Linked DNA regions of Mus musculus: region 2 is linked to region 1. Evidence: chromatin loops called from intact Hi-C (ENCODE). Cell type or tissue: gastrocnemius. All regions are shown on one strand. Each heading gives the region's core, and the rest is flanking DNA. Links, peaks and the distances in the headings are about the cores only.

The links. A loop is a pair of places that touch in the nucleus more often than their neighbours do. Peaks named below come from ENCODE experiments on the same cell type or tissue, not always from the same donor. Only the 100,000 strongest peaks of a DNase experiment are listed, where the experiment ranks them.
Region 2: a loop joins it to region 1, with 6 times the contacts of the local background. A loop is called at or near these places in 31 of 42 quality-filtered maps.

Annotation. Positions count from the first base shown.
Region 1 is chr2:93,995,343-94,007,412 of GRCm38, forward strand. It overlaps Alkbh3 (alkB homolog 3, alpha-ketoglutarate-dependent dioxygenase), which reads right to left. Exons shown (of 10, transcript NM_026944.1): 4 at 11,505-11,539; 5 at 9,391-9,438; 6 at 7,711-7,814; 7 at 6,083-6,171; 8 at 841-1,050. Among named protein-coding and RNA genes, the nearest start is that of Alkbh3, 9.4 kb to the right of the region's middle. In gastrocnemius, for the core only: a CTCF peak has its summit at 7,191 (motif pointing left); a DNase peak (open chromatin) is centred at 7,187.
Region 2 is chr2:93,863,742-93,875,811 of GRCm38, forward strand. It overlaps Accsl (1-aminocyclopropane-1-carboxylate synthase (non-functional)-like), which reads right to left and starts at 5,416. Exons shown (of 15, transcript NM_001033452.4): 1 at 5,281-5,416; 2 at 1,941-2,488; 3 at 651-710; 4 at 178-248. The coding sequence starts at 5,302. In gastrocnemius, for the core only: a CTCF peak has its summit at 7,264 (motif pointing right); a DNase peak (open chromatin) is centred at 7,279.

The DNA.
Region 1 (12,070 bases), core at 2,281-10,280:
CCTGAATTAGGTCATAATCAAAACACAGCCTGCTGGCCTTCCACACTTGCTGGGGCTTGGTTTAATGATGCAGGCTGAATAGCCAGGAACTCCGAAATCAGGATGACTTAGTGAGTTTCCTCTCTTGGAATTTCTTCCAGTTTTCCATCTTTGTTCTAAGGTTCACTTTTGATTCAAAACATTAAGGCTAGACTTGGGAGTCAAATCCAACGTAATTTAAACAAGAGCCAGGGTGAAATTCAAGTCAGTTTAGTTGCCACTTCCCAACCTCAGCTTAGGCACACTATTGCCTGATGGTCTGGTTTGAGCTTCCCTCTCCCTCAAGAAATCATAGGCTCACACACCTTTCAGAAGGCGACTAAGAAGGGAAGAAGGATCTGCATGATGCTCCCTCACAGAACAGTGGCATGCCACACAGGTGCACAGGAAATGATAGCCACTTCAGGGATATCTTTCCAAGTTTCTGGAATCTCCCTTCTTGCTCCCACTAGTCCAAGTCACCCTCTGTAACTCTTCAGTCACAGCATGAGTCATGGTTGCAGCCACTTAAATGCTTTCTCTAATAAATGCCTTGCACAAGGTGAGGGCTGTCTGTCCTTTCCGTCAGTGGTAACGGGTCCACAGGACCTGGCATAGGGCAGAAATTCTTGCTGGATAAGCAAATGCATGAGTGGCACTTGGAAGGCCAGGTTTCCTATGAAGGAAGCAACTGGTTGAAAGCGTCTCACCAATATCATATACTCCTACCAGCTAACATGGAGGCAGCGGCTTTTGGGAGAGCCATACTCCTCATGGATTAGGAGGTAAGGAAAGCCTGTGTTTATGGCAGAGAATACTTACAGGTGGGGGCTTCTTCCTCATCTCAAAAGTCCGAGTGGCACCAAAACTGAGGGAAGCAATGACGGGGCAGCTCCCCAGGGATGGTTCATCGTCGCTGTGCCAGTCCACACTGTCCTTCTCATCCCGGTAAAAATTACACAGCAAGGAGTTGAAGGTGTGGCTGGTGTTCTCTTCAATGCGGCTCTTCAGAGTCCACAGCACAGGAAGCCACTGACAGCAAGCACAGGGACAGGCATACAAGACACAATGGGCAGCCATTAAAAAAACAAAACAAACAAACAAAAAAAACCAGAAAGAAATATGAAGTCAGCGGGTTTCTGAGAGGGCAATGCAATAAACAGAAGGCAGAAGAGTAGCTTCGTCTTCTCCCTCTATCTCTATGCTGAAGCAAGTCTGAAGGCTGGAGCTGTCTACCAGCTCCTGTTTCTCTTGCAGTGCATGTCCTCACAAAGAAGCCAATGCCAGGATGTTCACGGTGGTTCTGGAACATTAGTGCTGCCCTAAAAGGGGCAGTGGGGCTGCCGGAGCTCATGGATCCACACACCCAGGCTCAAGTAAAGAACAAAAGAACTCTCAACTGGGTGCCTCCTATTCTGTTCATATTTTATTCTAAACAACAAAATTGATTTCTTGAGAAATATTTAATATTTAGAGGCTAACTTCATAAAAATAGAACTCAAAGCCTGACTTAGTGGTGTGTGCCAGAAATCCTAGCACTTGGGAGGCCGAAGCAAGTTTGTGGCTCTCCTGGTCTATGGTATGTCAATGAACAAGTGTTCTTTTCTTTTCTGTAGAACAGGACCACTCTTAGAGCTAAAAAACTATGAATGTAATCATACTGCACAGCACTGCTTGCTGTCCACACCCAGTTTAGTGACGTAGTTTACACTCTGCAGCCACGTGCACAGGAACATCAGTAACAGGTTGTGTGTACTGGCTCTCTACAATTCTGTGTCTTACTTAAAGAGCCTCATCTGCTCTTTAGAACAGTGGTTTTCAAACTTTATACTATTAAAATTATTGATGGCCTCAAATAACCTTTGATGAATTTTACTGTTGTTGTTTGAATCAGGGTTTTACTATGTAGTCCTGGTTAGCTTGGAACTTGCTATGTATGCCAGGCTGGCTTTGAACTCAGAGATCTGCCTGTTTCTTCCTCTCTGGTGAGTACCACCATGCCTGGTTTGAACCTCTGTTCTTAGAGATTACAGCTTTTGATATTTACTATATTAAAGTTAGAGTGAGAGTGGTAGCACATGCTATAACGGCAGGGAGGCTGAGGCAGGAAAGAAGTTCAAGAGCAGTCTGGGCTATGTACTAAGGTCCTGTGTCAAGATAAATAAACACACCTTTGGTAATTTGTTTAAAATGCTACAACCACTCTGTGTACTTGGTATGTTCAATACAAAATTGGGATGAGAACGGCCCCGTTTTACAACTCCACACTGTCTCCACAGCACGCTCTTCCGCGTCTGCATTTGTCCTGCTAAAATCTGTGCCCAGCCCTGTCGGACAGATAGCAGGACCTGTGAGTGCATCCAAAGCTCAGCCTGGGCTGATTCTTGAGATAGTCTCAATTCAGAATTTGACCATAGCTCAAACTTTTTCTTATCTGTTACATTTAAACCATCAGAAATCAGAGATCAGGGGACTCATTTTCAGGGGTCAGTTCTCTTCCACCACCTGGGTTCTTGGGATTAAATTCAGGCCATTAAGCTTGGGGACTGACAAGTGCTTTTACCCACTGAACCATCTCACGGGTGCTAAACTCTGCATTTGCACACTCTATCTAAGTGAAGTGCTCAGTGTGAGGAGCACGGAGATCTCTGGCAGATTGACTGATGATGCTGAGGTGCCATTTACCACGTATAGCTCTGCAGCATCGGAACAGATGCCACACAGCTACCAACACACACTCTTGGCCCAGCAGTGAAAACACACACAGTCCCTACAAAGGCTTCCTGGACCCGCGGGCTGTCCTTTAAGAAGTACGGCTGTGTTCCACCTGGAAGAGACAGGATGGGTGCTCAGAAAGGACAGTGCAGTACTGAGCCCAGCCCCGTTTCTGCCACAGAAGCACTAGAGCAGCAAAGCTTTTCTACAGTGTGAAGCCAGAACAAAAGCTGGGTCTCTTTGTGGTTATCAGCATCACATTTACTATGCAGAGGATTAAAAAAAAAAACAGAGCAGGTCAATAAAACCAAACCAAACAAAAATGTTATTAAGCTGGCCCTTGTTCAAGAGAACAAAGTCAAAATGAAATCGCAGCCACCGCGTGGGTGAGCTGCGCTTCCTGCCCACCTCCAGCTGTAATTTACCTTCAGAGATAGACAAGAGATGCTAGAATTACACACCTAACAAGAAAACAAGAGTGTAAAGAAGATGGCTTTTCCAGAATAGGACTGAGAATCTCATTAGCACTTGCTGGACTTGCTTGGGACTCAGCACTGTGACAACATCAAGTTTGCATTATGTTTCTAAGTGGGTATATGTTTTTTCTTGGCTATTTTTGGGAGCAAAGTATAGAGAAAGGGAGCTATGGAGTGGGTAATGGAGGATTAATTTAGACTCTTTAACCAATTCTCTAAATAGAGATCCTTTAGAAGCGAATGTCTAAATTAGAATTCAGCGTCATCTTGCTGTTCAGTGAAGGCATTCTATCCTTAAAAGACATCTGAGGGAATATGTGAGAACACACAAGTCACAGAACAGGCTTCAGTGTCAAGAGTGGCCTCAGTGCCACAGAGGTGGGTCTGGGTCTACAGAAAGTGGTCATGTTGGTGGGACCTGCAGACAACTAAGTTTTAATGTATTTTATACATGGGATCCATTATCACTCAGTTTGTACAAAGACAAACCAGCTTCAAAACTTACAACTAAAGCTGGGCATTGTGGCCATGCCTGTAACATCACTGTGGACAGCCGGGGAAATAGGATTTTGAGTTTGAAGCCATCTTCAGCTATAGAGATTTGGTGCCAGTCTATTTAACAAGGCCATCTTAAAATAAAACACATACACACTCTGTACACACACAAACACACACACACACACACACACACACACACACACACACACACACAGAGAGAGAGAGAGAGAGAGAGAGAGAGAGAGAAAGAAAATACTCCATAATAGCAATTGTAATTTGAGGCTCTTTTGAGTGTGTGTGAATGTGTTTGCACATGTACATGCTCAGAGACCAGAAGACAATTTCTCAATTTCTCGTGTCATCCCAGAGCTGCAGTCTAGTTCCTTGTTATTATTATTATTTTTTTTTGACACAGGATTGTCCACTTGCCTGGACTTCACCAAGTAGGCTAGTCTAACTGGCCAGCAAAATTCTCAGCACTGGGATTCCAAACATGTACCCTTATGCTGTTTTACCTGGGTTTGTGGAGTTGAGGTCTCAAACTCATGAGGGTTTTCTGTTTGTGTAGCAAGCACTTATTGGCTGAGCAATCTCTCTATCCTACTTTGACAATTTTAATTTCCAGCAAGAGGCTTGTACTCAAAGACTATGAAATATTATACAGGTATTAAATTTACTGATACTAAGATTTTTAAAGGATATACAGTTAAGAAAATCATACATAGGCAATTTTTAAGTTTTATTCATTTTAGGGGGTTTTGTTTTGGTTGGCTGGTTTATGTTTTATGGTGCTAGGAACAAAACCCAGGGCCTTGTGCACACAAGGTAAGCACTGTTCAACTAAGCCATATCACCAAGCCAATTCTGTTTTTCCAGGGAAGGGTCTAACTATTTCAAACCTAGAGTCCTCTTATCTCTTTCTAAGTGCTGTGACTATAATTGAAAAGGCTTGTCATTGAAAAATTTTCTTTTGAAAACTGTTTAAAACAAATATGCCTCGAAAGTGAAAGACAATACTGAGCAAGGCCATGGTTTCTGTGTACTATAAAAATGGCTTTTTAAGCCCAAGAACTGTCACCAACAGACACATGGCAATGTCTGACTGAGAAAGCTGACTGAAAGATAAGCTGGGACAAAATGAAAAAGGACCTCCTCACAGCCTGCTTAGCCTCCAGCTTCACTGCTGTGGCCACAGACAAGCAGGTACATGGCTGTGACAGAGCAGGGCAGCTTCTGTTCCCTCAGAGTCTCCAAATCTACTTCAGAGAAAAGGGCATTTCCACTTCTGGGGCTTCACCCAACCCTAGGAGTAGAGCCCTTCAAAGCAGCGGGCTCTTCCTGTGACAGTCTGCCCTGTCCTCCTGGGTCCATGTTGTCCCTGGGTACCTCGGCACACAGGGGTTTTGTACTTACATGTTGCTAGGACTCTCAAACATGCCACATTTTTGTGTCCAAATGAATAAGCAAAACTCCATTTCTTCAACGTCTCTTTCAGTAAAGCACAACATTTTCATCAAGGCGAGAGTCCAGGAACTAAACAGGGAGCCAGTTCTTGGACCTTAAGTCTAGCCTTTGGACAAGCTTATTTTATATACTGAAATATCTTTGTCTACACGAATTTTTTTTTTTTTTTTTTTTTTTTTTGGTTTTTAGAGACAGGGTTTCTCTGTGTAGCCCTGGCTGTCCTGGAACTCACTTTGTAGACCAGGCTGGCCTCGAACTCAGAAATCTGCCTGCCTCTGCCTCCCAAGTGCTGGGATTAAATGTGTGCACCACCACATCCGGCTACGGATATTTTTTTTTATTTTATGAGATAGGATTTTACTCTGCTGTTCAGTCTGGCCTTGAACTTTATGATCCCCGCTGCCTTAGCTTCCTGAGTTGCAGGGTTACAGGCATGTATTACTATGCTCAGCTGTCATGGAAATCTTCAAAAACAAAGGCATCAGTAGAAACAAGCCCAAGGGGCAAGAAGTTGCAAGTCTGGAAACTGTACCCACAGAACGAATATAAAGCCAAAAAACCCAGATTCCATACAAGTAACAGCAGAGCTGAGAAGTGGAAAGGCTCTCTGCCCTCACTGCCAGCCGTAGGGATGTGCTATACATGAAACACAGCAGTGTTCACAGAGGAGGGGTCAGGAAGAAACAGCTCATTCCCCTGGGACCTGAGGCTCCAGGCCCAGTTCACTGTTTCAGTTTGCTCCCATCCTCCAAGCCCATCTATAGATCATGGGCACAGAGAGGACCAGAAGCAGGGTTTTGAGCCCAGAGGATTTTCTGAAACTCGGACTATCATGTGCCTCTATGAGGAATTACTTGCAGTATTGGACACTGAGACTAGAAAGCCACAGCAGTGACATCATTGTAACATACGTGAGGATTTGGTTCCATAGTGATTCTCGAGTAAGTGTAAGGAAGCTCTCCATACCATGCTGTAAGTCTTGGTTGCGGATAAGTTACATCTGAGAAAGAAAATACAGGGCTCTTGAGACAGTTGCTGCTGGGTGAGGCGCGCCTGCTACCAGCCATTGTGTGCCTGCCCTGTGCGAGGAGCATGGGGAACAAAAGGAGAGGAGGGATGACCCCAGTCCCTTCCTCAGACAGGAAATGGGAGGTGGCTAGGAGAACCTGGAAGGGCTACAGAGGAAATAAGGCATGCTGGCAGGGACAGCAGGGTAAAGGCTCTGGGGAGGGAAGGAGTTCCATCTGTTTGTTTCACTCATGGCAAAACCCAAAAAGTCTCAAAAAGCAGATTATGGGGAGTGGACCTCATGAAAAAAGACTATGGTACCAACAAGTCATCTGAAAGCAAGAGAATCCAGTAGTCCTGTGTCCTAGCATCACTGCGCATGCTCTTTTGATCTAAAAAGTGTGAGCTACTGTACCACATGCCTGCTTTGGTCACAGCGCATGCTATCTAAACTGTTTTAGAGAGGTTAGGGAGTTACCATCTCTCCCCAACAGATGTTAGTCACAACAACAGATCAAGCCCAGGTTGGGTACATGTGGCTCAGCGCTAGTGCTTGCTAAGCCACGAGACCCTGGGTTTGACCCTAGAACTGCCAAAAGAGGAGTGGGGGAGCCAATGTTTACTAAAGGCCAAACACAAACACACACACACAGACATACACACATCAGCCAGCGTTGTTAAGCAGATATCATGCATTATTTAATTTACTTAATTAACACAAGCATCTTATAATTTATGTCCTATTAGAGAAAATCTAGAATTACAGAGTCACTGAGGTATAATTTGCTCAAAATTAACAATTGCTTGGAATACTGAAGCAAGCAACCAAAGCCACATTATAGAAACTTCTAGAGTAGGGAGAAGGCTTCCCCAAAAAGGCTGGCTCCTGTTCTGACACCCGGATTTTTAAAAAAGCCAATTAACATACACTTTGTCTCTTCACAAGCTGTTCAAACTCTTTGCATGTCCTATGGAGTCTAGGTCACAGCAAAGGTGCCTCCTAGTGGTCATTTGTGGTATCGCAGGCATTGCTGGTATTGGGAGAGCAGCAGTGAGGGGCAGATCTCAGGAAGCTAATCAATTCTGGTGTACCTTTACAAGCTCAGGGGAGCAGACACTGAAACTGGAGGAGACTGGCTGACTCCAGTGGAAGGAAAGAAAGTACACAAAGTCAGTAAAAAGGTCTTCAGAAAAATGTGTGCCAAATGGATTAGCAAAAAAGAAAGCTCTAGAAACTTATGTGAAGAAGGAACTTGGCAGCATCTGAACTACTAGAGAAGGCAGTTAAAGCGAAAGGGAGAGGCCTGTTAGTCGCAAGCCAGCTAGTAGGGCTTCCTTGGCTCTGTGAGGTCTTGCCTCTCTCTTGTCTACTCTCCCTGACCTCTGAGCCTCTGTAGGCTATGGCTTCTGCCTGGCATACCACTTCCTGTCTGTGCCTTGGGGAGTCCAGCTGTGTTAAGCAGTATAGGGAATTCAAAAACATTTGAATGGGGACTAGGCAGCAACAACTGTACCCCAGAGGCCTACTTACCCTCTCTGATGCCCATCCTCTGTTTCCAGGGGACATCCTTACAAAGCTGCTCCAAGATCCAGTCAGCTTCCTTCAAGTCCACAAAGCCAGGATATAAGCACACCCTTAATGCAGAAAGAACCATCCATAGCTAAAGCACACAGAGAAGGTGGACTAGAGTAGTTTCTGTTGGATCACTTGATTAGACCCTCACTCTAAAGGAGAGAGAGAGTCATCTCACCACCTCCCTCCCATGCGAGCTTCACATAAAATAAACTCTTTTCATGGTACCTCTAAAGACATAAGAGAATACAAGAGATGTATGAAGCTTTTATAGAGTTCTGCTTCAAACAGCATCCAAGATTCTGCCAAGGAGACAAGTGGCAGAAATGATTAGCATGGTGTGGCTTCAAAACCAAGGGCAGGCACTTAATGCCTCTGTTTTTAAAACTACACCAATTTGAAGACAGACACCATCATGGCTTTCAAAATAAATACACCCAAATGATGTCTCATCTTACTAAATATAAACATAAATATATCCTATCCTGACACAGTTTCAGCTGAAAAAAGCCAGTTAGTATCCCTTTCCTAAGGAAAGTTCTGGAAGCCCACACTCTCTTGAGCAGTCTTGACAGCATCAGGTCCTCAGAAGGTTCATGTGACTGAAAAGATCCAGAGGTCATCTAAAGCTACTTAGTTAAAACAAGATGTGCTCAACCAAAGTTTGCTTTAAAGGGGAGTGTCTGGATTGGTTGGTTGGTTTCGGTTTTGCTTTTTTATCTTTGTCAACTTGACATAAACCACGGTCATTCAGAAAGGAGGAATATCAACTGAAGGATTGCCTTCATCAGACCAGCAAGTCTTGACTGATGATTGAGATGAGAGAGCCCAGTCTACAGGGGGTAATATCATCCCTGGTGAGATGGTCCTGGGGTGTTTAACAACACAGACATAGTAAGCCAAGAAGAGCAAGCTAGTAAGCAGCATTCCCCCATGGCCTCTGCTTCTGTTCCTGCCTGACTTCCCTCAGTGATCGAGTGTGACCTGAGAGCTGTAAGACAAACCCTTTCCTCCCCACGTTGCTTTTGGCCATGGTTTTTATCACAGGAATAAAAAAAGAAACTAAGACAGAGAGGTTTTATAGGTGATTAAAACAATAGTCACATTTTTTCAGGGTACTTCGTATCCAGCAGAAGCTACTATAAGCAATTTTCATTTGTCATTTCTAATGGATTTTTAAAAAAATAACTCATTGGTTTACAGTGATAATATATTTGTGTATTAAGGTATTTTCAAAATATTTTTAAATAGTGATTACACTTAATATATGATTTAACTATACGGAAATTCTCTTATAATTGCCAATCCTTGATGTGGCAATATAATATTACATATTGAATATACACATAGTTCATGAAGTGTAGCACCAATGATGAAGCACTCCAAAAAGACTAGAGCCAGCTCTGGCACTGAGTTACTGTGAGTGGTGGGGTGCAGAGAAAGGACCTTGGGCCTCGCTTCCTCATGACACTGCAGTCACAACAGTCCGTGTAACTGGTGGAAGCTGTGAAAATATTTTGATGCTAGCAATACTTTGTAAAAAGGAGTTTTACCCAAGTCTTGTTCCTTAATAAGACAAGTTTAAAGAGATGGTAACTCAAATGATAGCCAGTCAGGTTCCAATGAGGATTCACTTACCTAGACACACCAGTAGGTGACAGGCTGATTTCATACACACCCTCCCTGCTAAAGAGGCAGAGGAAAAGCATATATTAGTGGGAGGCTAAAACAATCTATCCTTTCTGCCTTCCCCAGGATTCATTTCCTACAGAAAACACTGTGAGGGAGGCATAAGCTCCACCTCTGTAACAGCTAGACAAGGGAAATGGTAGTGCATCCTCAATGGCGCTGGGAACAGAACCCTGACAGGTTCAGGCCATGAAACAGAAGTGGGAGAAATCAACTTCTGATTCTACCCAGGTAGGTTTCACCCACAATTTAGGCTGATACATTATCAAAATCTATCACCAAAGGAGGGTCTGGAGTACTCTCCAGGGGGCAGGCATATCTCAAAACCTTGAGCTTGTTACTTTCAAAGATACACGTCTAGTGAGATCTTCCTGAGTAAAAAGCCTTCAGTGTCCCTATAATTGTACTCATGGTCCCTGAGACCTAGACCCTCCTCTGCCAACTCCCAGTGTCACCATCCTCAGTATCAACTGCTTACACCCCCTTCACACAGAACTACAGGTGTTTCTAGCCCGTGTTTCCGTATGCTGGAATATTTCCCTACCAATCAGCTCACCTCCTAGTATGGCCAAGTGGAAACCTCTGACTCCCCTACAAAAATCTCACTTAGCTCTCCCTTTAAACTTTCTTTGACCATTAATCTGTACCAGTAACATCACCATCACATCCTGGGCCAGTATTAGATCTTCCATACAGAAGTACAAGTTCTTCACATGACTATCTTATTCCCTAGACTATGGGTTCCTTATGGGGCAAAGAATGGCTTATTCTCACAGCCTGCACACAGTGGATGGGTGATAAAAGATCACTGAATTTTTAATCAAATGTGGAAAGGTACAAAACTACAGATATGCAAGTGAAAGCTTCAGTGCAGAAAAGCAACAGAGAAGTCAGGTCACTTACTGTTTTAACAGGTTTTCATTTCATCTCTCTCTCCAGGGTTCTAGTCAGTGGTTCACGACCTTTGAGCTAGGCTCGTAGGAGCTGAATTAGCATGGCTAGCACATATTTCATAGCGACACATTTCTACAGAAGCCATCTCTCTATACAGGCCCTGAGGTATGAATACTCTGTTTTAATGAGATATACTGACATACATGTACAAACTGTCTCACTTTAAACATGGGGCAGGTTTCTGGGAACTGGCAAACAAAACTTTAGATTCAGCAAGGCTGAACCAACAGGGGTGGATGCTGTGACTTTCCTCAGGTTGCCAACTTCGCTCTATCAGTGATCGAGGTAATACTGCACAGCTACTATGCACACAGACCTAGATGGGCTTAAATGATTAGAATACAAACCCTTAACATATAGACAAGGAAATCAAACCCTAGGGAAATGGAAAGAACTCAGGACTAGTTCAATAGCTCACTTGTCACAAAGAGGAGACTAGATATTTCTTGAGACTATGGTAACATCTGTGTTAGCTTCAAATTCTTGTACAAGCCAATCTACCAATATCTAAATAGCATAACAGACTACTTATGAGCAGAACGTCTGCTTGATGCTAACTGCTAGCATAAAAGGATAGTTCATACTGATGATTTATTTACATCAGGTGGAAAGTGAGAGGCAGGAGAAAAGAAGCCAAAGATTCTCTCCCCAGCTTTGGAGAACATTCAGACACAGATCAATACAAGAGAAGGACATTTAGCATTGCTTAAATTGCTCAGGAACAACCTTGCGGTTTTAATAAATAGGCTGGAGGGTGACCTAGGTTAATGCAGCTCTTACAAGGCCTGCTACGGAAATGCTGCTGACAGGCTTCTCACCAAGCCAAACTCCAGTGACTTAGGAAAAAGCCTTTTTGGTTTTCAGTTTACTCTTACAGACAGGGCCAGGAAATCGACCCTAGAGGCAAACTTTAATGTGCAGAGATCTTGCTGTTTTCTATACTACTAGCAAACCCAGAAAGTCTCCTCAAAAAACCAAGTTCAAAGATTAAGGTAGGACTGTTCACACCCACTAAAAATTTAGAATCATTGGGCCATTCTCTTTAAAATGGAAGACGGTGGAGGGAATGGCCCCAGGCACCAACTTCGCTGTGGACAGAGCTTACTTACTCAATCACTCTGGGTTCTGGGGCTGCACGGACAACCTGCAAGGAAACAGGTAGATCTGAAGTCCAGAATGGTTCCAAGGGTCAAGAAGAGCCTGGCCTCTTATTTCGAGCCAAGTCAAGCTCCATAGGTTTAAGCTATCCTGTTGTCAGCCCTGCCTGACAACAGAGCTTTGTGTCTGCAATTCCCAGAACTATGTCACACTGGCCAGTTGACAGAAAAGGCCATACAATAGCACTAATCAACTTTCCTCTTGGCCAGAAACGATGCAAACCCCTTTTATTAATAAAGGAGATGTTTTAAAAAGTGGAAGATATATTCTAAGAGGAGTTCTGATATGTATATGATCGTTACAATACCAAGATGCCTAATTTTAAAACTATTTTTCCTGTATTATTTTTTTACGTGAAAGCTGAAAAAATAGTTCAGTTGATACAAAAGCATGAGGGGCTAAATCCACACCCACATAAATGCTGAGTGGGCACAGAGACTTATCTGCAATGGCAGAGCTCAGGAGGTAAAGACAGGAAACTTGCAGGATAATTTGGCTGGTTAGACCAGCTGAATTG
Region 2 (12,070 bases), core at 1,790-9,789, 130 kb before region 1:
TAAAAGCGAGCATGATGGTAAGGGTGAGAGGGTCAGAAATTCAAGGTTATCCTCAGCTAAACAGGGAGTATCAGGCCAGCCTGTGCTACACAAGATTCTGTCGATGATTTTATATACAGCCAATGGATGATAAAAGGGGCCTGTAGACAAGAGACCCTAGTTCTGAAAGGCACTTACAAGGGTTGTCCTTTCCAGTCGGAGTACTGCAGCTGGGCCTCATCAAGTAAGTTCATGTCACTCTGAGTCAACTGTTGACAAATAGAATGTGAAGACAGGTAGTCCAGGGAGGCCAAGCAAGCTTTATTTTGTTCCTAGTTCGTGCATAAGTCTCTGTCCTGAGAAGTTAAAAAATCTCCCAGCAGGGGAGCAAGGATGCATGCCATGTGCTCCTTCATGAATGGAGGCTAGCCTTGTCAGACACAAATGAGTTTTAACAGAAGACACATACGAGGCTAGGCCAAAGCTTTGGGCAGGCTGCTCACTGCATACCTGTTAGACGACCTTTGGACAGTCATCCAGGCCTGGCTGGAGCTTACTTATGCTGTTCTAGAAACAATGTCTCGGCTCTCCCCGTGATGTCTAGGTCTTCCTCCTGGACCTCCCACAAGCTGAGGAATAGGCCAGGAAGCTAAGCCTTGAGTACTGCTTACCCTCGCTGTTATCAGGTCAAGGCAAAGCTTGTTCTCGCTGGTACTAAGGTTGATGTAGCCCTGGAAGTGGAAGGAATCTAGGTTAGCCTTCTTGCTCCATCCTAGGACACCTTTGGGCGTGCCAAGAAGCTGCCATTGTAGATTAGTTCAAGGGAAGATGTCACCATGCCACAACATAGTTCAACTGGTGTCTAATGATGTGAAATGACAGAAAACATCAAGAACTTAAAGTTTTACAGCTATCAATCCCCTCCCCAGTCCAACAGACAAATCAGAGTAGTTGGACTGCGCTGCCTGTACTAGCCACTGAATTCCTGAGGGCAGGCCTTAGTTAGACTCACCGTTTCCTGTGAGCTGCCTTATGTCTCGAGAAAAGCATTCCATCTGCTCCATTGAAGGAGGACGAGAAGGGAAGTTGGAAATCTACCAGACAAACACACTGGGTGGCAGGCAGACCCTCTCTAGCTCTACCCAGAACCTGGAGCCTTATCAAACCCTGCTTGTACCCATCTCTGCTATCACACCAGAAGGAACCTCCAAGTTACTAGAGGAGATGCAGCCCTTACATACAATAGAGGTAACAGATACATTTCCTACAAAAGCCACTGGATGGCCATACAAACCTTTGACGAGGAGCAGAAGGGAAAGGCATGACTGCAGCCACAAATGACTCCACCCTTTGAATGGATTGCTGCTGTTAATCTCCTAGGCTAAAAACCCTTTGTTGGTTGCTTACTGCCCTGGGGGGAACATTTGAACCCCTGTCCACCTGTACCCTACTTCTAATCACAGTACTCGTTGTCTCTACTCGGGGCACATGGGTCTTTCTCCCAATCACACCAAGCTCTTCCCACCTTCCGTCCATGTGTTCTCGCCCCTCTGGGAACATCACGGCCACCGTCATATCGGCTGGCTGGCTCAGACTTCCCGGGTCCCTTCCTAGATCACTTGAGGAGAGCATCCCACCTGTGCTCTGGGAAACAGTATAACGCTTGTTTCTCCCACGGTCGCCTCCACCTGCCGCTGTGCTTCATTCTATAAAGGCAGGCTCATTTACCAGCACGAGTGCAGTAACTTCTGAAGTTAAAGGAAAGGTGGTAGGGATGAAGGGACTCAAGACACTCCTCTCCCCCAGGTCTCCATCTTCTGGGACATTATCAGCTATGTCTATAGTTATACCATTATTCTAAGACAATAATGTTAGTGCATCACAAAGAGAGATGAGCATAAGAGAGGCATAGGACTCAGTAAATCCTAGTGATTGGAGCTTTCAAAAACGTCCCATCTTACCGAAGGGTTCTTATCCTTGTGGTATTTGTCAGCCTGATAGGCCTCGTAGCTCTGGAAGCTTAAGTGGTAAGACTCATAGATGCCAGCCCCACGCTTAGATAGGGTGCAGCTGGCAAGGGCAGCCTCAAAGCCACCCAGACTAGGCCTGGATTGGCCAGTCTGCCAAGGTGACAGGGTCTGGTGCCCAACTTTGATGCCACATCTAGAGTCCAAGCAAGGGAGAGGTACTTTGAACTTCAGTTTCTTTACAGTGTTAGACCATAAGAAGTTGACCATCTGAGACAGTAGGTAGCCCATCTTTTTCCGCTTCCTGGAGGTTTGTGTGCATTGCTGATCTCCCGGCGGGACGCACTGCATCTGCTGGCTTATCTGCTGCAAGAACTGATTCCTGATGACATGCTGAAACTTCAACATCTTCTCCTGCACAAATTTGAAGCCCTTCTTTTTGGAGGACTTCTTCTTCAGCTGATCCCTGAGTCTGGGGTGGGTGACTTTGAAGTGACTTGGAGTCTGGGTATCACTATTAGCCTTGGCAGCCTGGCTGGAGCCTAGAGAGAGAGAGAGATTGAGCACAGAAAGCAAAAGACAGCTTTCCCCTGAGGTCCTGACATGGTTGGGAACAGAACTGATTGTCAGCTTCATCGATGGCTTCTCCCACCTCTACCCTTGAGGCTTAGGCTCTAAATAGCTCACAAAGCCCAAGAGCGCATGCAAGTGTCCCCCCACCCAGCTGCTGGTGTATTCTACTGAGATGCTGTTAGAATGTGTCCTTACTGCCTGAGAACAAGCAGTAAGGCCCTCTAGGAGAAAAGAGGGAGTTGGCCTTTTCTAGGGTCTTCCTGTGCTCTAACCAGAGATGGCTCTAAATGAGAAGGGAGGGGCTTGTGTTGTTCAATCCCAGTACCAAGTAAACCATTGTACTGAAACCGGTCAGTATACGGTCACCTGGGGGTCAAACCTGGCCTCTCACCTGTTTCTATAGGTAACAGGTAACCAGGGACTAGGAAGATGGCTCAGTTGGAAAAGTGCTTGCTGCACAAATATGAGGACCTAAGTTCAATCCCCAGCACCCATGTTAAAAAGCTGGGTGTGGCATCAGGTGCCCATCATCCCAGCTCTTGGGAGACAGAGGCAAGATGTGATGGAGGCCAACGGCAGAGTGGAATAGCTGTGATGGAGGCCATGCGGCCCTCAGAGCTTCAACAGTTAAACACTCTTGAATTTAATTATTTAATTATGCTGGGTAGTGGTGGTGCACATATTTCATCCCAGCGCTTCTTGGGGGGCTGAAGCAGGCAGACCTCTGTAAGTTTGAGGCCAGCTTGGTCTACAGAATGAGGTTCAGGGTAGCCAAAGCTACATAGAGAAATCCTGTCTTGAAAAACAGTGTGTGTGTGTGTGTGTGTGTGTGTGTGAGAGAGAGAGAGAGAGAGAGAGAGAGAGACAGAGACAGAGACAGAGACAGAGACAGAGAGAGAGACAGAGAGAGACAGAGACAGAGAGAGAGAATATGGATATTTGGCCTGCATTCTGTTTGTGTACCACATGCATGCAGTGCCCATAGAAATCAGAAGAGTGCTGGATATGCTGGACCTGAGGCTACAGATTGTTGAGCACACATGCAAGTGCTAAAAATCAACACCTGAACTGCTGAGACATTGCTCCAGCACCCCCCCCCCCCAAAGCTTCAACTAGTTACCATCCCGACCTTTATAGAAAAGGGTTGCCAACCTCTGTTTTAGAACATAAACCTTTCTTTTTGCTTGTTTCCCCATCCTCCACCAAGATAGTCACAGCAGATACCCAGTCCCTCCATCCTGCCCTCACACAGGTTCCTAGTGTGCCAGGACAGCTGTTTCGGGGCTTTCATTTCTAGTCTCCCTAGCCCAGGGTGCAGCTGCTCATCTGTGGCCCATCTGAATCACCTAGCAGTGTGATACGGGCCTCAGACAGTGAAGCCAAGTTCCTGGACTTCAGTTAGATCAAGGTTGGGGTAAGAACCAAAAAGTCTTCATTTCTACCAAGCTCCCAGGTCTGTACTCAGTGAACATGCTACCAGTGTTTCTAAAAACCGGTCAGAATACCAGGAGCGACCAAGAAATACCTTCTTAATGCCTCAATGAGCCAGCGAAACAAACCAAGACAGCAAACTCCAGGTGGTGGGGCTGCCTGAGGCTACCACTGCCTCTCATTCTTTAAGACAACCTCCACCCAGAAAACTAGGCTTATGACCCTTCCACCATATGCTGTGATTCTCAGCTTTTTTCCAAGCAACAACAACCCCACCCACACATGTCTAAAACCTTGTTGCTTCTTCTACACATGTATAGTATCAGCACTTCAAAGTACTAAACATGCTCTGCAACATCCAGGAGGTTCGGTGGCCAGCCAGTCTAGCCCAAACAGAGAGCATCTGTAAGAGATTCTATCTCAAGCACAAGGTGGAACGTGATGAAGACACTCAACAGTGACCTCTCCCCTCTCTATACACGCAGTGTCCACACACAAAGAATTGCATTCTCCTGGAAGATGTATTTTTAAGAAGGAAGTGAAAATGGGCTAAGGTCATCAGGGAACTTAGAAGTTGGGGACTCTGACAAGACTTCTTATATAGGAAATGTAAATGATGCTGCAGCACAAAGAAATGTTGCCCCTAAAGCCAAGCCCTAAGCATTAGAACTGGGGTTCATCAGTCCTCTCCTTCAAACCCCTTGGCTCTGCCTTGGTTTCAGGGTCCTTAAGTCTGCCCTCACCTACCTTCCAGATCCTCCAGGTTGGTTAAAATCAGCATCAGGGTCAGACAAGCTGCTGCTGGCACGATGTTCCTCTGCCATGAGTTCGGGCTCAAGGTAGGTCTTGAGCAGAGGAGGTGGGAAGGAGCCAGGCAGGGATCGGCTCAGTGCTAGGGTAGGGTTCCCCTAGGCTTCACCTGGTCCGTCTTTCCAGTTAGTTCCACAAGCCTCGCTTTGTGGATGAGAAATAGAGGCTCAAAGGAATGAACTGAGTCTACCAGACACAGAAGTAGGATGTGTTTATCAGGGAAGGTTCCAGGCACATCGGCCCCTAGTGGCCGTGCCTCGTGTGCCCCAGTGCGGCCATGAACATAACCCAACACAGAGTCAAAACGGAAAACACCGAGGTTGCTGTTGCTTTGCTTCTGTAGCTCCACTACCCAGTTCTCAAGCACCGGCTTTATGGATAATGTTGTATTACAATGTTAGGTCTAAGCCGTTTGACAATAAAACTCCACTTTCTTTTAAGCTCCAGGGCACTGTGTGTGGCCCAAAGTCCCTGCCTCCCTCCATTCTCATGGCTTGCGTAGTCACCCCACCGAGCTCACCTTCATTTCTGTTCTCACTCATCTCTGTGCAGTCCGAAGTCTAAATCCAGGAGTGTCTTTGTCATTCAGGGAGCAGAAGCTTGCTCCTCCGCCCCCTCCCCTCTCTTTTAAGCACAAGGTGGCTTGCAGGGTAATGAGACCCATCTTTTCCCCTCCTGGAGCCAACTACCCAGCAGCTCCCCATTATCTAGATGGCCTTGGCATAATTACAGAGAACTGGCTCGGAGTATCCGGTTGGAGCAAATCTGAAGAGTATTGGCTTCAGCTGAAGTGTTCACAGGCTGGGAGGGCCCCTGCTCTTCGAAGGAGGCTAGAGCCAGGGCCTGTGTGTACAGGCAAGACACGGGATGAATCGGGTGCTCACTGACTATGGAAAGTAACCAGAGGGGGAGGAGCCTGTTCAAAGCACAAAGAAGCCTATGGTACCTCCCCGTTTCTGAGGAGGCCATATTTGAGAGTAGGCTGAAGTGGGGTTTAGTCAGCACAGGAGGGGCCACTGCATTAAGAGGTCTTGGAGGGAGCACCAGGAACCCCAGGCACCATCCCCTAGGGCCCAGGACATAGGGTCCCTTGCCTGTGTGGCTTTGGCAAGCCTTCCTTTCTCCTTGGGAAAGACAGAGGCCAGGAAAACTACATCCCAGGTGGTGTGGAGACTAACTGGAGGATGGATGTGTGCTGACATGACGGGGCAGGAAGGGTTGTATGAAATGTCTCAGCTGTGACTGAGCCTCCCGTGACTGTCTAGGGACAGATGTGGACCCAAAGTAGCCTATCCTTCCAGAATACCCATGCCCTGCTCTCAAACTTTGAGGGAAAGATGATCCAGGTGTGGTGGCACGTGCATTTAATCCCAGCACGTGGGAAGCAGAGACAGGAGGGCCTCCTTGAGTTCAGGTACAGCCTGGTTTATGTAGTGAGACCCTGGGCTACAGTTGGGTGCTGGTCTAGGGACCCCAGGACTCTGGACTGCTAACGTCCACCCCTCCTTTTGCCCCACGGCCACTTTCCCTCCTCATTCGCCCTTCTGTTTTTTTTTTTTTTAATGGCATTATTTTCTTCTAAATGGTAAACACACCTGACTCATTTCTCTGTGTTGTTTCTTTCCAGCTCCCCTATCTAGAATCTAAACCCCATGAGGAGAGATGCTTCAACTGTCTTATTTATTGCTGTCTGTCTGAGGAAGACCAGGAGCTCAATAATTGCTGGGATTTGGACTGAAAGTTTCCTCCTAAGGCCTTAAAGCAGTGCTGTTGGCTCTCTCTCTGTCTCTCTCTCTCTCCTCTCCTCTCCACCAGCGGCTCCCCAGTATGATATGCTACCTGGTCTAATATTAACAGAGCTAAGCAACTGTGAACTGAAGCCTTCAAAACTATGCATGGAAATAAATCTTCTGTCTTTCCAAAGTTGTTTGCCTCGAGATTCATAACATTAATGGATGTTAATACCTTGTCAGTGGATGAGTGGGTGGGTGGGTGGGTGAGTGGATGCCCGAAGGCACTTATCTGAGGTCTGGGCTTTAGGCTTCTCTGCTCTCTGGTTCCAAGGCACATAGAGAGGGATCTTGGTTATGTTTGATTAACATTTATTTATAGTATAGTATAGTATATTGATTTTTAAATTTTGTGTTTATTTTATTCATTTTATGTATGAGTGCTCTGCTGCATGTACACCTGCATGCCAGAAGAGGGCGTCAGATCCCTTTATAGGTCATGAACCACCATGTGGGTGCTGGGAAATGAACTCAGGACCTCTGGGAGAGCAGCCAGTGCTCTTAACCACTGAGCCAGCTCTCTAGCCCATATTATATTGACTAATGAGTGAAGATGATAACTTTAAAATTAAGCAATTGTATGCCCTTGGTGAATGTTGGCAGCAGAAGGAAGAGTTTACTAGAGAAAAAGCCCTTGTTTATAACCTATCACATTGGGCTGGCTTGGAGCCTCCTCTTTGGGGCATCACTTCCAGCCATTCAGACATAACCCAGATTTGCCAACAGGGGGCGCTAAGTCCTTATTTTTTTGCTATTCATGGAACTTGTGGTAGTCAGTGTAGGTCCACAAAGGCTGCAGTCCGAATAAAGAAAAGGCCAGGTGCAGTCATGGCTATCACCCTTCAGCCCCTGAGGTATAGTAGGTGACCGCAGAAGGGCTGGAATTTAGAGGTGCCTGAGGTCCATTGCCAGGCCCTCGTAGGTCTCCACAACTGTTGACTTCCTGTATCCCCTGATGGTTCAGAGTCTGCATTTTGAGGACTGGACAGAGTGAGTAATCTCAGCCAGAGTCTCCTACATAAACACATCCCAGACTCACCAGCCACCTCTTCCTGTCCTTCCTCACACCTTTTCTCAAAGTTCTGCTTCAAAACCAGACAAGAGTCCATGAGCAGCATCTGACTTGGCCAGCTTTAGAAGGCCCTGGGTTTGAAGGTGGGGACAGCAGAAGTAGGCAACAGTAGCTGATGAGGGGAGACTCCTCCTCCCAACTGCTCCTGCTCCCAGCATCCTCCAGAGAGCAACCTGCTAAGCCTGGAGATAGAGGCATGGGGGACAAAGCCTGCCAAGAACCCCTGACACACCTCAAAGAAAGGTAAAGGTTGGTCGTGATGATCAAAGGCTCAGAGAGAAACAGGGGTCCTCCCTGAAAGCACCAGGCTTACCCCAGCTGCAGGTGCTACCTGGAGTCTGTACCACTGCTATGTTTTGTGTCACAGGGCTAGAGTCTCACATAAGACACTTCCTGACAATTTGATAAACAAAGGGTCTAATTTACAGGAGAACACACTGAACCCAGCAGGGTTCTTCAACCTCATCCAAGTTCAAGCTACTTGCATTAGTTGAGTGAAATCTAGTCTGAAGCCAGGCCCAACATGGCGTCTTCCCGGGCCACAGAGACCGGCCCTGAAGAATCCTCCTGTAGTGTGCTTGTCTTTGGGCGATTTGACATGACCCAGAGTGAGAGGCTGAAGAGGACACAGGCTAGAAAGGCCTTGGCTCCAGCTTCTTCAAACCACTCACCCTACAGGGCCTGTCCTTCAGAGTGGTCCCTTCCCTCCAGAAAGTCCATGCTGCCTGCAGCCTCCCTGTGCCCTCAGGCCTCAGCTCTTCCCCCATGGTTGGTTCTCAGAGCACTCAGACTCCACCAGGTCAGTCATGTTGCATGTCCCTTCCCTTATCCGATGGGGACCATGCACCCAGTAGGTACCAAGCACACAGTAGTTACCAAGTCACTGTTTCTGTTTACTTGTCTAGTGTTTGCATGGGAAGTCAGACAGCCCCCCACCCCCCCAAAAAAGCTGTTCTTGCTTTCCAGAGAATTCTGAACCCGATTTGCAAACAACAACATCTGGCCCCGTTAGAGAGCAGCAGGAGCAAATTAGCCTTGCTCAGTCATAAGCACATACGCACAGTATGTGTCTCAGTCACAAGCAGCCCGTGGGCCACATGCACTCTGGAATGGACTGAAGGCGTGAGAGGATGCTATTACCTAGGGAGCTAGACAAAAGCCTGCGGGAACCTAGGGAGTATGCAGCTCTGTGGAGTAGTCTTACAGGCAGAACAGCAGCAAATGAAAAGGCCCTGGGGGTAGCAATGGCTCCAGGGCTGCTATTTATGAAAAATGGATTTCCGAATTAGCAAACAAAGCTAGGACTTTGGTTTCTATTCTAAATGTGGGGAGGGAAAAAAAAAAAAAAAAACAAAGCCCAGATTTTTCTGGACCTGTCTGTCATGGGTTGCTCGCTGCAGTTGAGCCAGGGGCAGGCAGCCAATGGCCATGCGAGTTATACCTGTGCTTGGAGCCACTTAGAGATTGTCTTTGCTGTGAGGTTATCACCCTGGTTTCTGTGAGCCCAGTGTAGCAGTCTCAGCCAGGGCCCTGCTAACCAATGCCACGCCTCATCCACGTTTAATGCCCCAAGCCCTGGTAGGACCTCTGCTAGAGAAATAGGGGATGGGTCTCAGTGGCCTCTCACCCCACCCTAACCTTTATCTTCATGGTGTTAGAGAAGCCATGCTTCCCACAGACATCCCAGAAGGCTGAGAATCATATTCTAAGGCACACTCAGTGGGTCCACAGGGGAGCCTCTGAGTGCTCCCTGCCCCTCCTCCCTCCTCTGAGTGCTCCCTGCCCCTCCTCTCTCCTTTGAGTGCTCCCTGCCCCTCCTCCCTCCTCTGAGTGCTCCCTGCCCCTCCTCCCTCCTTTGAGTGCTCCCTGCCCCTCCTCCCTCCTTTGAGTGCTCCATGCCCCTCCTCCCTTCTCTGCTCTCTCCCCTGCCCCTCTCTGTGTTTTCTCTGGGGTTCTTCCTCCATCTCATTAGGCTGCAGAGAGTGGTTCTGATAGCAGGCCCCTCTCTCTCCCTCAGGTCTTAGTCTGACCTGGTATCCGATTCCTCTTCAAATATGAATAAGACTCTTCTGGCCAGAGCTGTTCTGCAGGAGAGCTGTGCTAGGTCTTCCCTGGGCTCTTTCCATTTGTTTCCTCCAAGGTCTTCCTACCCTGGCTAGGCTGGCTAGCAAATTCCCCACTCCCATCCCCCAGGGCTTGGGCACAGAGCTGTTTTATTTCTCATAGACACAGTCTATCTACTGGGTACCCAAGCCTCCTCCCCAGGGAGGTCCCAAGGGCTAGAGTGTGGGCACAGGAGCCGGCGGCAGACTGTGGGACACTGTGCAGTGCGAGGCTCTGTTTCCCTGGGACCAGAGGTCAGGAGGGTGTCTGGCTTAGGCAGAAATTGAAACTGGGTAATTGTCCAGGCCCTGGAGGGCTCCTAGTCAGAGCTCCTGGAGATATCTGTCTGTGCAGTGTGGTATGGATATATATACATTTGGTCAATACTCAGCTCAGACTCCGGGTAGATAGCTAGGCATCTCGGCATAGCATCTTCTCAGTTACAAAGGCAGGTCGGGAGGAGTGGCTGAGAGAACATAAATGGCGGGTGTGAGTTGACCTTTGCCCTGCCACAGTGTACCCTGCCCATCCCCCTCCCCCTCCCCCCAGCCCATCCTCCCTCACCCCCTCACCCCCACCCGATAGCTTAAGCGTCTGTTCTTTTGCCATTTCTCTCTGAGTGCTACTTAACCGCGGGTTTGCCGGTCTCCTGAGGCTGAAGCTGTTACAAGAAACCTTCCAGAGGGAGCTCTGCTGACTGCTCTTACTGTCACACCCCACCCCCACCTCCATCTTTGCAGAGAAGCCACCACTTCCCCTCTCCCCCAAGGGGCCTCGTTCTGTAAAGGACTTGTGACTTTCCATGGGGCCTTTTCTGGCCCCCATGCCTGTCAGTGGCTTCCCAGTGCTTTCCTGGCAGAAAGTCTGCTCTGTCCCCAGAGACCCCTCCTCTGGCCAATGGCTTCTGATGAGCAGGATCTGCCTCAGATCCAGACTCTGTGTCCAAGACTTAGCCCTTCTTTCCGGGCCCCAGGAGTGTCCCCTGCTCCTTTCTCCAGCTTTACAGAACCAGAGGGAGAGCATTCCTTCAACCCAGAGCCCTGGTCATGAAGCACTTTCTGGTGAGCCTTGCCAGACACCTTGGAGAATATACCTATGAAACAGTTTCACCCCCTCAGCCTCTAACACCAAAGCCCCATGCATATATGCTACATCTGTGCCCTTGCACACTGGCTCTGGACTTGGCCAAGGGTGCAGTCATGGACACATTAGAAAACACCACACAAGCAGAAGCCGCACAGTGAGGGAATGCCCTCTTCAGTGTTGGCCCTTGCTGGATGGAAGAAGGCTCAGCCTTGGAGAAGTGACAGCACACACAGAGGGTGTGACAACCCATATGGCTCTCTACTGAGAGGATAGAGGCATCTGGCAGATACTAGCCCTGAGGGAGCCCCTCTTGGCCACATCACGAGCAATCCTGGCAATACCCAAAGAAGGAGAAGGACCAGCCAGCTGAGCCCCATCAGCCCATAGAACCAAACAATGCCCAGGGCTGCTCTGCCACAAGATGGAAACAAGCGCCTCAACCTAGACACAAGTGTTACTAGTATGTATGTATGCATGTATGTATGTATATATGTATGTATGTATGTATGTATATATGTATGTATGTATTTAGGTTTTTCAAGACAGGGTTTCTTGTGTAGCCCTGACTGTCCTGGAACTCATTCTGTAAACCAGGCTGGACTCAGACTCAGAAATCCGCCTGCCTCTGCCTCCCAAGTGCTAGGATTAAAGGTGTGCGCCACCACCGCCCGGCACAAGTGATATTTTTATCACTCCCATTCTCAGACATTAAGGCTGAGGTTCAAAGAGCTGGAGTCCATTTTCCAAGGTTGCCCAGTGGGCCCATGTGGTAACTATGGGCTTCCTGCTACAGATAGGTTGATTGATTGTCAGCCCGGTTATTGTCTCAAGGTTCACCATTGTTGCCCCACCCCCACTCCTGTGTGCCCCTGCCACACGACCAGCTTTGGTTGGTGAAAAGTCTACACTCCCCAGCTGGACTGAACCTGGGGTTGTGTGTGGGGTAGAAGAGCGTCTCTCTTCTCTACAGGGACCCCTTCTGCCCCACCACCGTCCTCCTCCACAGCTATTTCCTCCAATAAAGATCCTTCTTTTCTAACATCATGGAACATCATGCAGGAAGGCTGCATGTTCCCTTCAGATGACTTTCCTTTCAGGAAGAACTGACATCTTCAGACATTACCACTGACCAAACCTTGTCCTGAGGCAGACAAAAAAAGGAAATCTCCCAGCTCAAGAAAAACAAGTCCCAGACCCCCACAGATATGTGGAGGTGATGGGGGCGAGGACAGCACAGGACTCCTGGCTCTTAGGAACTG